Regions from separate parts of the Homo sapiens genome. Here region 2 is linked to region 1. A link is a contact called in ENCODE Hi-C or POLR2A ChIA-PET data. All regions are on one chromosome and are shown on one strand. The core of a region is the stretch at or near the end of the contact, and the rest is flanking DNA. Distances in the headings are between cores, read along the strand shown.

Region 1 (7,132 bases), core at 2,238-4,737:
GGGGATGTTTACTTTTTGAACAGTTATGAAAGTCAAACTTTCTTAACAAGAAAAGGGAACAAGATGAGAAAAACATCTTGGGGAAAAATATGAGAAAAACCTTCAGCAGAAATAGCTATATCAAAGGAGGAGATATAAAATTAATGTAAACAAACGAGCGATTTGAGAAAACAGACTTAAAAGAAATATCTACAATGAGTCACAAGACAGTCAACAACATTTACTGGGCACCCACTGTGTACTTAGTGCTATATAAAGAAATTGTGAGCAGATTAAAGAAATACCATATGAGGCCCTCAGATACCAATAACTTAAAAATGGAATAAGTCCAACTAAACAATGGCAAAGATGTCCTAAATGCACTCTAGGAAAAAACTCTACATTAACTGAATGCTTATCTAGTTGCAGAAACTATGCCAAATGTTTTATATATATAATCCCCTAACAAATACTACCCTTTTTTGAATAGAACCCTAAAATAATTCATAAACATTTATAGAAATGACCAAATAACTTCTCTCAATAACAAACCCAAACCACAAAACCATGTCCCAATGCTCACTTATGATTCCAGTCATTCTTGCACAACTTTCTGCCCATACAAGTGTCAGCAGCAGCTGGACTCAACATCATCTACTGAAAGCTTCCTTTGCACTTGTGTTTGTTGCCTTGCAAGCAACATATATGGGAGAATCACTGTGGTTTAGAAAAATTAGTCCAAAAAAGGTCATAAAAATGTGACTGACACTACAATTAAATTTTTTTTAATGATTAACAAAAATATGAGAAGAGAGAACTATGTGAAACTCTGACCTCTTTTTTCTTTGGCACATAGAAATTAAGTATAAAAGGCCTTATTACAAATATATATTTCTACTTTAAAAAGGTTAAATTATTATTCAAAAAATTTGAAGAAAAAGTTACTCATTAAAAACAAAATTATCTGTGGATTTTTTAAAATTTTACTATACTTGCTCTCTGAAGCAATAAATATAGAAAAAAAAGTTCTCCACCAAAGGAAGTTAAAAAGTTTTAGTTGATTTTTTTTTTAAATTTCAAACACACACTAGGTTAGAAACCTAGCATTTAAAACATTAAATGTGAGAGTTATAATTATTAAAATATATGCACATACACATATTAAAGAGTGGGAATGCATGTCAGCCAAGCAAGCCCACTGGTAGATCAGCCAACCAAACAATAAAACCAAAAGTTGCTTTCAAGTCACAATGTGAATAACATACTCTCAAATATGAACTTGGGTAAATATTAAACATCGTTGAGTTATCAGACTCTGTTAAAATTTTAAATTCATGTTGGGGTAAACCTATCATTCACCACATACTGATAAAGAAAACTCCCTGAAATAAATTTGCCAAAATAATTTTCCTAGTTACAGGTTTTGACAAATACTAGCTAAAAGAACTATTTGGACATAGTATCTCAAACAGAGTTTAGAAATACTAAAATCAAAAGTAGCACATTATTCAAAAATTACCTTAAATTGGATCTAAATTTAAAACATAAACTTAAAAAATTTATAGATAAAAACATAAGAAAAAAATCTTTGGGAACAAAAGTTAGGCCATAGGATTAGCTATGACATCAAAGGCACAATCCATAGATTTAGTATACATATATGTATATAAAAAAATTTGACTTCATCAAAAATTAAAAACTTCTGTTCTGTGAAAGACCCTATTAAGGGGATGAAAACGCAAGCCACAGACTGGGAGAAAATATTTGCAAGTCACATATTCAGCAAAAAGACATATCTAGCATATACAAAGAACTCTCTAAACTCCATAGCAAGAAACAATCCAGCCATGAGATGGAAAAAGGTGTAAACTCGTTACCAACGAGGGTACACGAATGGCAAATAGACACACAAAAATAGGTTTAACAACATTATCTATTAGGAAAATGCAAATTAAAGCTATGATGATCTACCACTACACACCTAAATTTTAAAATACTGGTAATACCAAGTACAGACAAGAAAGTGGAGAAACTGGCTCTCTCATATGTGGCTTGTATAATGTGAATGCAAAACGGTGAAGGCCACTCTGGGAAGCAATTTGGCACTGCCATATAGAACTAAACATACACATAACGTATGACCCAGTAATCTACTCCTAGGTATTTGCACAAGAGTAGTGAAAACTTATATTCACAAAAACCTCTACATGAATGTTTCTGGCTGCTTTCTTCATAAAGACCCAAACTGGAAACAACCCAAATGTGCTCCCATGGGAGAAACAATAAAAAACTATGATGCATCCATACAACAGAAAACTACTCAGCAATAAAAATCAGCAAAGTTTTGATACATTCAACTCGGATGGATCTCAAGGGTACTAGGCTGACTGAAAAAAGACAGTCTCAAGGAGTTACATACTGTATGGTTCTGCTTACGTAAGAGTCTCAAAGGGACAAACTTCAGGTCACAGAAAACAGATCAATGGCAGCCAAATTTGGAGGCATGATGAGACTATTAAGGGTTAACATGAGGGAGTTTCTTTGTGGTGGTGAAGAGTTCTGTACTCTGATAAAGAATGGTGCAGTTACATAAATCTACACATGTGGCAAAGTTTCATAGAACTATAAACCTAAATCAACAAACATAATGATTATAGAATGCATGTAAAAAGCTGATGAAATCAGAATAAGGTCTGTACCTGTGTTAATAGCATTAGTATCGATGTCACTTCCTTGGTTTTGACAACATACTACCATTATATATGATATTATTATTGGGGGAAAGCTAGAAGAAGGGCACAGAGAAACTTTCTGCACTATTTCTGTAACTTCTTTCAAAGAAAACTAGTAAAAAAATAAAAGTTACAATAAAAATATATCTAAGGTAGTGATTCTCAAAATTTGGTAGATATTAGAATCACCTATGGAACTTGTTTATAACACATGTTGGCTTCAGTTCGTACCTATTTAAAGTAAACCTGTATACAGGGTCCAGGTAATATACGCTGATAATCTAGCACATTACAGTTTGAAACCACCGAACTAAAATAAAGGCAAAGATATTGGAAAAAATGATGATCCCCATCAATAACTGTTGTTCTATTTAATGGCTAATTACTAAAGAAGTCCTACCCACACAAGACCTCATTCCCAGATTATATAACTGAGTCAAGAAGCTGTCACAGATACAGCAAAAGACATGCAATGATGTTATGGATCTATTTAATAATGCAAATACTGGCCAGGCACGGTGGCTCATGCCTGTAATCCCAGCACTTTGGGAGGCCAAGGCGGGTGGATCGCCTGAGGTCGGGAGTTCGAAACCAGCCTGACCTACATGGAGAAACCCTGTCTCTACTAAAAATACAAAATTAGCTGGGCATGGCGGCACATACCTGTAATACTAGCTACTCGGGAGGCTGAGGCAGGAGAATCACTTGAAGCTGGGAAGCAGAGGTTGCAGTGAGCCAAGCTCGCATCATTGCACTCGAGCCTGAGTAACAAGAGCGAAAGAGCCAAGCTCGCATCATTGCACTCGAGCCTGGGTAACAAGAGTGAAACTCCATCTCAAAAAAAAAAAAAATGCAAATGCTGTTAGTCATAACACATCTGATAATACAGAAGTGAAAACACTGACATAAGAAAAAAAACCCATGCTGTGAAAACAAAGGTGTGTAGAGAAAATATATCCTCAATAAGACACAGGCGTCACATATTTAAAATGTCTATTATAGGCCTTTATCTATGCTTTTATATGAAATAATTATTGTTGGCAAATCATAAACAAAAATAAGCATCGAGGCACTTGATTTAAAAGTTTCCTTTGTTCGATATAATTCATGAAAAGATCAACCTAAATATTACTCCATATACAACACAGTAAGAGTTAAAACCCAAGAAGTTTCCAAATCTTCACTCAAATTCTCTCCTAACAGGATGTCCACAGGAACATACAGGTATACAATTTTCACATTTATATTAGGCAGCTCTATGCCAAGTACCTACCAGGCCCTTTTCACCTTTTCTCAGCAAAGAATGAATCACAGTTTTTCCACTATCTCCCTGCCATCTCATAAGAGAAGTAGCAATGCAACTAGAGAATAAATCAAGTCTTAGATCATCATTTCTGAAAGGCTGCTAATCTCTAACTTAAACCGTTCCTATAACCTCTGAAATGCTAGCTCATTTGCTCTTCACTCTGTGGAAAAATAAGTTCTTTTGGATGAAAAATTATGGTCATTATGTGATTATGCTCAAATAGTTCAGCTGATTAATACTAGCCTCAAGTGAATCCATAATTATAGGCTTAATCCTTCCTTATAGGGCTATTTAACCTGACCATGCTCTTTGGCCACAGGTGACAGTGCCAACCACTGAGCTAGAAAAAAAGTGAGTATCACTGGGCAAAATAAAAGTCAACTGAGCATGTGTGTTTGAAGGAGGACAAGTCTATGACAACTCAAAGTACTTTCAATGTAAGTTTGGCCAGTAGTAGCATCTACTGTACCACAGATGAAATAATCCAATATACAGTGTCCTGAACTAACCAGGAGAGGTAGTGGGGAACTAGAAAAGAGTGCTGGATTACAAGACAGTATACTTCAGTTCTAGTATCAATCCAACATATACTGAGCTGTGTCTCAGCTGTCTCGTTTAATCAATATATCAAATGTATAGTGTATTATACGAGAACAAACTAGCTAGCCTGGTAAAAGCATCTGATCATCTTAAATCACTTGCATTATTAAAAACAGCATAAGGTAAGTGTGAACAAACTATGGCCTACAGGCCAAGTTAAGCCTATCATCCTTTTTTTTTTTTTTTTTTGAGACGCAGTCTTGCTCTGTCACCCAGGCTGGAGTGCAGTGGTGCGATCTCGACTCACTGCAAGCTCCGCCTCCAGGGTTCAGGCCATTCTCCTGCCTCAGCCTCCCGAGTAGCTGGGACTACAGGCGCCTGGCACCACGCCCGGCTAATTTTTTGTATTTTTAGTAGAGACGGGGTTTCACCATATTAGCAAGGATGGTCTCTATCTCTTGACCTTGTGCTCCGCCTGCCTCGGCCTCCCAAAGTGCCAGGATTACAGGCTAGAGCCACTGCGCCTGCCCGCCTATCATCCTTTTTTAAAAAAATAAAGGTTTGCTGGAACATGAACATGCTCATTTGTTTACATATAATCTATGAGTGCTTTCACACAATAACAGAGTTGAGTGGTTGTGACAGAGACCTTAGAGCCTGCAAAGTCTAAAATGTTTACTGTCTCGCCATTTATAGGAAAAGCTCACTGATTCCTGGCATAAAGGGTCACATTTCCAATAAAGTCACCGTACAATTTTAAAATCCTTAGTTTTATGCAAAAATATACTTCGTACGTATCAGGTTTGAAAAAAATGTCTTTTTTCTTTTTTTTTTGTTTGAGAAAAAAATGTAAAAAATTTGTCAACACACACTATAGGTATGGTTGGGAAAAGAAGCACTCTCATACCTTGCTGGTGGGAGACCAAAATGGAGGAATTTTCCCTATAGAGAAATATTTAGCAATAACTAACACAATCAAATACGTAGTTACCCTTTGGCCCAATAATCCTACTACCAGGAAGTTATCCCAAAGACACACCAGCTTATGGCTTATGCGAAAGGTTAGTTCTTGCAGCATTTTTGAAAACAAAAGACTAGAAACAAACCAAATATCCATGAAGTATAGACTATATCAAATTATGGTACATCCACTTGATAAAGTATTATGCAATCATGAAAAGGAATGAAAAAGATCGCACACATTCATGACTGGAATATATTATCAAATGACATAAAGAAAATAAGTGCTTTTAGTATACTATCTTTCGATAAAAAGTAGATGGGGTTCTATATGGAATATAATAGAAACAATGTCAAGATAAAAATAAAAATGATTACGTGGGAGAAAAGGAATAGGGATGAAAGTTAGATCTCTACAAATGTATCTTAAAATTTTGCCTTTAAAGATTAAATGTTTTTAAATAACAGCTTTTCTTTTTCTTTATGTTTGAGACAGGGTCTCGCTCTATCATCCAGGCTGGAGTGCAGGGGCGTAACTGTGGCTTACTGCAGCCACGACCTATTGGCTCAAGAGATCCTCCTGCCTCAGCCTCCAGAGTAGCTGAGACTACAGGCATGTGCCACCACATCTGGCTAATTTTTTTGTTTGTTTAGTAGAGACAGGGTCTCACTATGTTTATCAGAGTGGTCTTGAACTGTTGGCCTCAAACAACCCTCCTGCCTTGGCCTCTCAAAGTGTTGGGATTACCAGGCGTGAGCCACCACACCCAGCTAGCTTTTCTTTTTTATATGCTTCTAGTGTGATATATTCTAAAGACAAAAACACTAAAAATTTTAAAACTGTAACCAGTTGTCTTACTATTAGTAGTAATTTTAACAAATATTATTTTGAAACTATAGTATTTCATATAATTGTAAAATAAATATCTAAATGTATACTGCTAGGAGTCCATATTTTCTGAATAAGAGATAAACATAAAATTGGAGTTAAATAAAAATGCTATAACTTTAGATTTGATTGAATATATTAGTATGAACATGATTTTCTTCTTTCAAAAATGCATATTATCCAGCTGTCCACTTGAACGTCATCACCCAGTAGCAAAGAGCATGTAGTTATGGTCTGAAAATATATTTCCCACCAAAGGAATCAGGGTTCCTTGAAAAAATGACTGAGTCCAGGTGTGGGCCAAAAAAGCATATGAGACTTTTTGGGCAAACAGAATGTTCTAGGATCAGAGAGGTTATCACAGACTATGGAGGTCATGGCAAAATGACTCAGCAGGCAACTGGAAGGGCCTCTTTCTGGCCCAAGATGGGATAATTTTAACACTAAAAGAATGACTACATTGTATTGAAACATAACATTTATTTTAAAAATCCATGAGTTATTAATAATAAAAACTAAATAGTCATTATGAAGGCTGCTAAGGTAGGACATCTCTTAGTACCCTGAAAATTTAGGGAAAGAATCAATCAAGCATTTATACTGCCTGAAATACAGTTCATACAGAAATATAACATTTGATGAACAAGGGTTTCCTTTAAAGAATTCTAGATAATAAAATACAGAAGGAATAAAATAATTAGAAAATTATTGGTTTCAATATTTGCT
Region 2 (7,039 bases), core at 2,457-4,956, 33 kb after region 1:
CATATTATAATGTGCTCTCCAAAAGATAACTCCTATCAGAAGTCTCCAGTAAAGTCTGCATCTAAATTAGTTTCCATTCTGAAAAGTTATGTATATAAATACATACATATAACAATGTATTCTATACACATACTTGATTCTCTGCAGCCTATCTTTGAAAAAGTGCAGAATACTCTGCCAGAGATATAATAGACTCAGAACACTCTCCTAGTGTTATATCTGCTAAGTATTTTTTGCAGGTATTTTGGAATTGAGAGCTAGAGTTTAGCTCTAGCACCCCTTGTCTTAGTAGCCAAAATAACTTCTCAAAATACTTTTTAAAAAGTTACCTACATATATTAATCAAATATTTATTTTTAAATTATTTATTCCCTGAGAAAGCCTTTAATGACATGGTTAAACAAAACAAAACAAAAACACATGGCCAGAAAGACAAAAGTCACATTTTAATGACAGCTGGGAGTGAGGGAGGTCAGGAAATGTAGACATGGAGACAAAGCAAGGTCTTATCCCATTGCTATCAGATAGATAGACAGACAGACAGACAGATATATACATACCTATATACACATACATACATACATACATTTGTTTTAATATGGTGGGTAACCTCCATACCAACTGTCTTCCTGCGTGCCTGCCTGAATTACAGAGGCGAAAATCCTAAATACTTCTCTTCTCAGGCTCCCTTACATCCAGACATCTGTTAATTAGATATGCCACCATGTGTAGTGCTGTCTTTGTGACTCCTGGATCACAACTAAGCTTGAGGAGCAACTTCTCCACCTTCCTGATGGTAGCAGAGGTAGCAGTACCTCTGGCAGGCCAGACAAATGGTGTCACCAGACCTGAAGGCACAGGTGAGGTTCTGCTGCTCCAAATTGCCAACCTTTATATACGTATCAAATTCCCTGGTTTTTGTTGCTTTTTTTTTTTTTAAAAAAAGCAGCCGGCTTTTCCTGTTTTCTGAAACTAAAAACTGACTGATCATACACATTTGTATTTCAATATTAAAGTGGGTCAGATAAGTGCTCAATTATTTTAATTTTTTAAATCCACAGCCTCTTTTGGTAAACACATAAGAGATGCTGCTTTAAGTAGAGAGTAGATACACTTCCCGAAGCAATCCCCATTGGCTGTTTTTCTTTCTTTCTATTCTTTATTTATTTATTTATTTATTACTATTATTATCATTTTGAGACAGAGTCTCACTCTGTGGCCCAGGCTGGAGTGCAGAGGTACAAACTCAGCTCACTGCAACCTCCACCTCCTGAACTCAAGCAATCCTCCCACCTCAGCCCCCCTTGTAGCTGGAACTACAGGTGTGCACCACCACACCTGGCTAATTTTTTTATTTTTTGTATAGATGGGGTCTCACTATGTTGCCCAGGCTGGTCTCAAACTTCTGGGCTCAAGCCATCCACCTGCCTCGGCCTTCCAAAGTGCTGGGATTATAGGAGGTCCAACTCCACTGGACCCCCTTGGCTCTTGGCTCTCCTTGGGGTTCAGCCATCACATAATTAGAAACAGCCTCCTTTTCACAATAGGATCATGACTAAGAAATAACTCAAGTTCAAAAGACGTAGGACCAAATTTAGACTCCATTATTCATTATGTAACCTTAAGTAAATTACTTAACCTCCAAGCCTTAATTTCCTCAACTTTCAAATTGAGTAGTACCAATCAAATAGTGTTTAGATTAAATTATACACGTAACGCACAGTAAGCATTAAATGTCTTTAGAGGAAAAAGACATAATTGTCCCTTTCAAGTATTTATAACATCAATTTTGTATGTATGCTTTACATCTAGAAAGAACACTTTTGAGCATTTAATCTTTCCCCCTGGAGATGTTACTCCTCAAACACGCCTGTCCTGCAATCAGTATGCAGGAAGATTAAGTAATGTACTCTGCTCCACCTCAGGATTAATTCCATTCCTAGGCCCATAATATCCTGGAATGTCTCCTTGGAATGAACATTCTACTGGCAGACACACCCTACAGTTCCTCCCCATAAAAATTCTTACCCCAAAACTCCATTCAACTCCCAATGAAGGATCACCACCCAGTCTGAGAAAGAAAGAGCCACATGCTTATCTTCTGCTTCTTACTTTTGAAAAACAGGCCTGAGATAATCAGCCTTTGGAATCCTACCAAAAGGCAGAAACTTAAATTCATGCTATGGGCCAGACCCCCCAGTATAATGTAATTCAAACCTGTGAAACACCCAATTTATTCCTTGTGGAGTGACTTCTGCACTATTTAAGTTGTCAAACAGAAATCTGTTTAGCTAGAACAAAACATGATAGTGGTTTGTAAACCTTTTTAAAGAAAGGTTTCAAGCTTTTCTTAAAAAACAAAACAAAGCAAAAAAAAAAAACAAAAGTTTTTTAAAAGAAGGGAGTTTGTACCATCTTATATTTACAGCACTACCAAAACTGAACCTTTTACACAAATCTCATAAATTTAATTCTTTAACAAAACTTCATTTCAGGTATTTTCATGTTATTTTGACATACGTTTTACTGTGCTGAAAAATACTAAAGGAAAACAAATGAGTGATTATGATAATATTATGCCCTAATTTATCTATATTCTTATGTTAGTTCCTTTTTGCTATCTTCAAAAAACTAAATGACTAAAATCACTGGTGATCTGAAAATATGTTCTACTTTCAGAGACTTTTGTTGTTATAGCTTCCACATTAAGTTCCTTGTGAAATTCCTTTCCAATATTAACAGGTCCCCATGGGACAAGGAAAAAAAATGCCAAGAAAAGAAAAATCATCCTAGTATGTCATGGAATATAAAAGACATTTGCATGAGGAACCATTTAACAATTCAAAACCAAGCCTGCTTTATAGCAGACTGGTAAGACTATAAGTATATTCCTTTGTAAACTGTGACGGAGTATGGAAATCATTAGCATCATCTATTAGGAAAGTAATTTTCAGTTACAGATTAGGAATGTGTATGTGTTTTAAAATTGTAAAAGTAATGTTACAGAAAGTTTTATCAGATGGTTAAAATGGCTTTTTACATAAATTATTCATCATAATTAGAACCCCCTCCATGTAGTCTCCTATTTATTAATACAAACAGAAGGTCATACTTACTTAGAAATGGCAGAGTAAATTTGAAGGAAGTTCACAGCAGAGCTCTCTTTGTTAAGAAAAAGAATTGTCTACCCATTTAAGGTGCCAATTCCTTTGAAAAGAAAAATCCAAACCTCAAAACTGAAGGGGTGGAAGTTGAACCACAGCCTTCTGATCTGTATCCTGGTGATAGCAGTACCTATTCTTACAGTGTTGTTGTAAGGTTTAAATTATGCATACCATAAATCATTCCATAGATGCAAGGTAAAAGAAAACTGCATTTGTCTAAATGCTCTGTGTTAAGCATAAAAAGAATGTCTTTGAGTTTGGGAGGTATGTTACACCTAGGGAAGGTCCTGGTAAAAACTGTCAGAAGTATACAGATAAAAGTTCATTTCAGGTTATTGCAGAGGGGAAGGGCAGCAGGATGGAGTAAGGAGGGTAGGGAAGAAAAAAAATCAGATTAGGGAAAATGCAGACACACCTCTGAAGAGTCATATAAGACTGTATTTAGAATTCTGACATTTCGGTGACCCTTTACTAGGCACAGGGATGACCTAGCAAATTTTATTCCACTTGTTCAGTCAAGTGCACACTCCTGAACAAGGCAGTGACAGGGAAAGGAAAGAGAAAGAACAAGACTTACTGGGGCTCAGTACATACGCAGCATAAGTACTTGAATTCCCCAGGAATCACAAGGCAATTTCAACCCCCTCATGAAGACTGATGGTTCACAGACACAGACCCTCTTGCCCCAGAATGCCTTCATGTTCTTCTATTAAGTTAACACCATTTACATGTAAGAGCAAAAGACATTGTTGAATTCACAAATCTTTGCCCCACACAACAAGTGCTAATGTTTAAGACTTAGTATTAAGAAAAGCAAAGAAAATGAATTTGTAAACCTTCTAAATCAATGCCAAGAGCAAGAGCCAATAAAAACAAAAGTGAATTGTGAGAAATACTTATCACAATGACCATTCTTCACTAAGCCCACTTCCTTCGAGGACTCTTTTCATCTTCGTCTCTAGGGAAAGTTGGTTCCACATATCAAGTAATCAAATATGCTTATTTTGAAAGGGAAACTACCCTAAATGTCTCTTTAAAGGTACTCCTTTATAATTATGTTCTAAAGGAGAACTTTTAGAAATAATGTTTTTTAAGAAACAATACAGTATTTTGAAGCACTCACAAGTCTAAAGGGGTATAAACTGAAAATTATTTGACAGAAGAATATTATGCATATATATGAGGAGAGAGAGAGGAAAGATATTACATGGCAAAATAATACCTTTTTACTTTTGATAAAAATATGGAGTTCCCTCAAAGTTTAGTAAGTTAAAATGAATTAAATATCAATTAAAAACATGTTTCATGGCATTATTGTTAATCATTTCTATTAATTCGTTATATTTTATTAAATTAACCATTGCAAATATCTTCTAAATTTTTCTTACTCCCAGAGTATCTAGATTGACCAATGACCCGCTCCCAGTTAAATTATTTCTCTCCAGGATCGTAAGCTATGTCTTCATCACAACTTCTTACAGGCTTTAAAAGTCTACATGTATTTTTTTTAATCATACAGAACATACATCTACAATATCTAAGGTGTTTTACTGTTTTCTTGAGACTAAAGGCACCACATTAGGAAACGTAAAATAATACATCCGTAGTCTTAGAGAAAGCCCTGATAATAGTGTGATCAACAATCTTAAAATATACATTTTCTTTAAAAACTGAGTTTTTTCAAAGTTACATTTAAAATTAACTTTTAAAAAGTGCATAAAGTTTTTCTTAGACTAAAAAATTATGATTCTTTGATATACAGTGAATCAAACATAAGAAGCAGAAGCATGTCAGACTTAGAAAGCAGCACTGATACTGTGGTCTGAAGAGTGTGCCCCATGAATGGTGGCCCCTCTAGACACTGTGTCTCCTGGTGAGACGCATGGTGGCACACAGGACCCCACCTACAATATGTTCTAGTTGAAATCTACTTAACTTAAATCTATGTTGCCTAGATCTTGCTTTTCCATATACAAGGATTTAAGAACAAGTTAACACCACCACAAAGAAGAAACCAGAAAGATTCAGATGGCACAATATTTTGTAGGGCAACTATCTTGATCTCCTGAAAAAAAGAGTCATAGTGGACACTACTTGAAGGTTACGGGGCATAACCAAATGCAAAGCAAAGTCCCAAATTAGACCCTAATTAGGACAAAGTACCTGTACATGTTTTAGGGGCATTTGAGTCAATGTAAGGAAGGACTGGGTATATATGAGGATGTGAGAATGGACATAACTAAGATGAAAATGAATTAACATGAAAAAGTGAAGAGCATTAGCAGAGAAAAATCAGTTCACAAATGAGGATAACCAAAACAGCATTTCATCTTGGTATAAACAAATGCATACAGAAATAAACAATCTAGAATTCTATACATTGAAGAAAATAGGAATAAACTCTGCAGAAGTTTGCTTTATTTTACTTATACCTATTAATATCTTCGAACTTTCTACAATGAATATTGTTTATAATAAAGTATTTTAATATAAATTTACTATAATTAATAAAAACTTTAAAAATCTGTTCAGGCAACCAAGCTCCTATAAAATTTAATGGTGGGTGATGACAGATGAAGTAGCTGGCCTTCCAAAAAAAAAAAAAAAAAAAAAGGAGAGGGAAGGTCAAGGGGGAAGGATTGCTGAGGCCAGGAGTTTGAGATCAGCCTGGGCAACATATTAAGACTCTCATCTCTACAAAATATTTAAAAATCAGCAAGGTATGGTGGAGCACACCTGTAGTCCTAGCTACTAGGGAGGCTGAGGCAGGAGGATTGCCTGAGCCCAGGAGTTCAAGGTTACTGTGAGCTATAATTGCACCACTGCACTTCAGCCTGGACAACAGAACGAGACCCTACCTCTAAAAAAATTTTTAAAGAGAAGAGAAAGGGATTTAGTGTCAATAAAATTAGCTGACGAAAAATATTAATTGAAACAATTTCACATTTGGTATTGCCTATAAAGTTTCTAAAAGTTAATGCTATTCACAACACTAGAAGGAAAATGAAGTATTATTTCTGGGACCTTTGTTGATGTCATAAGTTACAGGTAGAATGCGAATGTAACTCAAAGTCCTCTCATGTGCAAGCATTACCACACTAGGCAATGTTGGGCTTCCCTGATGGCTGGAATCTGCCCATATTAAATAAGCTAATCAGTTTCCTTGCTACTCATCATGTGATTTTTTTCAGAAAGTTCTAAGCTATTAAACTACTTACTTTTTCACTCTAACTATTGTATAATGATGGCACTATTTCTTATGCCATTATATGACAGGCATAGTTTTGGGTCCCTTTACAAATGTTCTTGTTAAATTCACTAAACAAGCCTCTGAATTCAGTAGGTAAATCAACTGTATATAAGACAGAAAAAAAAACCCTTAGGGTTATTAAACAATATATCCACCATTTTAATGAAAGAGCTTAGATTCAAACTCCTATCTCTCTGACCTTAAAGTCTAGGCTTTTTCAATTCCTTATGACCATGTACCCGGTCCTGCTTCCAGATACCCATCCTTCATCAAAATGAGGTATAACTGAAATACCATCTTGTTTTTTCAAGAAGTTCTAATTATGGTGTTTTTTCTTTCTACAGTACATATTTCTTCCAAGAAAAGCAAAAGGGAATATAGAGCACTTTTCTCCCACTTTTGAAAAAGCAAGTGAACACCTTCTTCCTCCTTGCAAACAGAAAGTTAACCATTTCTTTACTTTCTTTTTCTTATACAAGAACAAGTAATAGCAGATACAAATGTTACTAAATATCTTCCGTTTTAGGGAAAACCAGATTGGAACTGAAACTATGTAACACTATCTCTACATCATTACACTAAGCCAGAACATAATTAAAACTTACATTGAAAAGATCAATTATTA

Evidence for each region. Hi-C counts contacts between places; a loop is a spot of excess contacts on that map. ChIA-PET counts read pairs that join two places held with the same protein, here RNA polymerase II (POLR2A). Pooled maps may share reads with other maps.
Region 2: a loop to region 1 is called in a map of Caco-2, with 2.2 times the contacts of the local background. The contact joins two enhancer-like sites. A Hi-C loop is called at or near these places in 5 of 168 maps with a recorded cell type or tissue (B cell, Caco-2, Calu3 and 2 more), 1 of 37 single-sample maps with no recorded cell type and 1 of 50 pooled maps. POLR2A ChIA-PET finds 5 or more read pairs at or near these places in 2 of 52 experiments (OCI-LY7 and activated B cell).

What each region holds. Positions count from the first base shown.
Region 1 is chr2:164,757,909-164,765,040 of GRCh38, forward strand. The region is part of intron 2 of COBLL1 (cordon-bleu WH2 repeat protein like 1); the gene reads right to left. Among named protein-coding and RNA genes, the nearest start is that of SNORA70F, 74 kb to the left of the region's middle. Within about 2 kb of position 3,488, at least 3 of the 41 ENCODE cell types and tissues checked have a DNase peak (open chromatin) inside an H3K27ac peak, as active enhancers do.
Region 2 is chr2:164,790,950-164,797,988 of GRCh38, forward strand. The region is part of intron 2 of COBLL1 (cordon-bleu WH2 repeat protein like 1); the gene reads right to left. Among named protein-coding and RNA genes, the nearest start is that of COBLL1, 47 kb to the right of the region's middle. Within about 2 kb of position 3,707, at least 2 of the 41 ENCODE cell types and tissues checked have a DNase peak (open chromatin) inside an H3K27ac peak, as active enhancers do.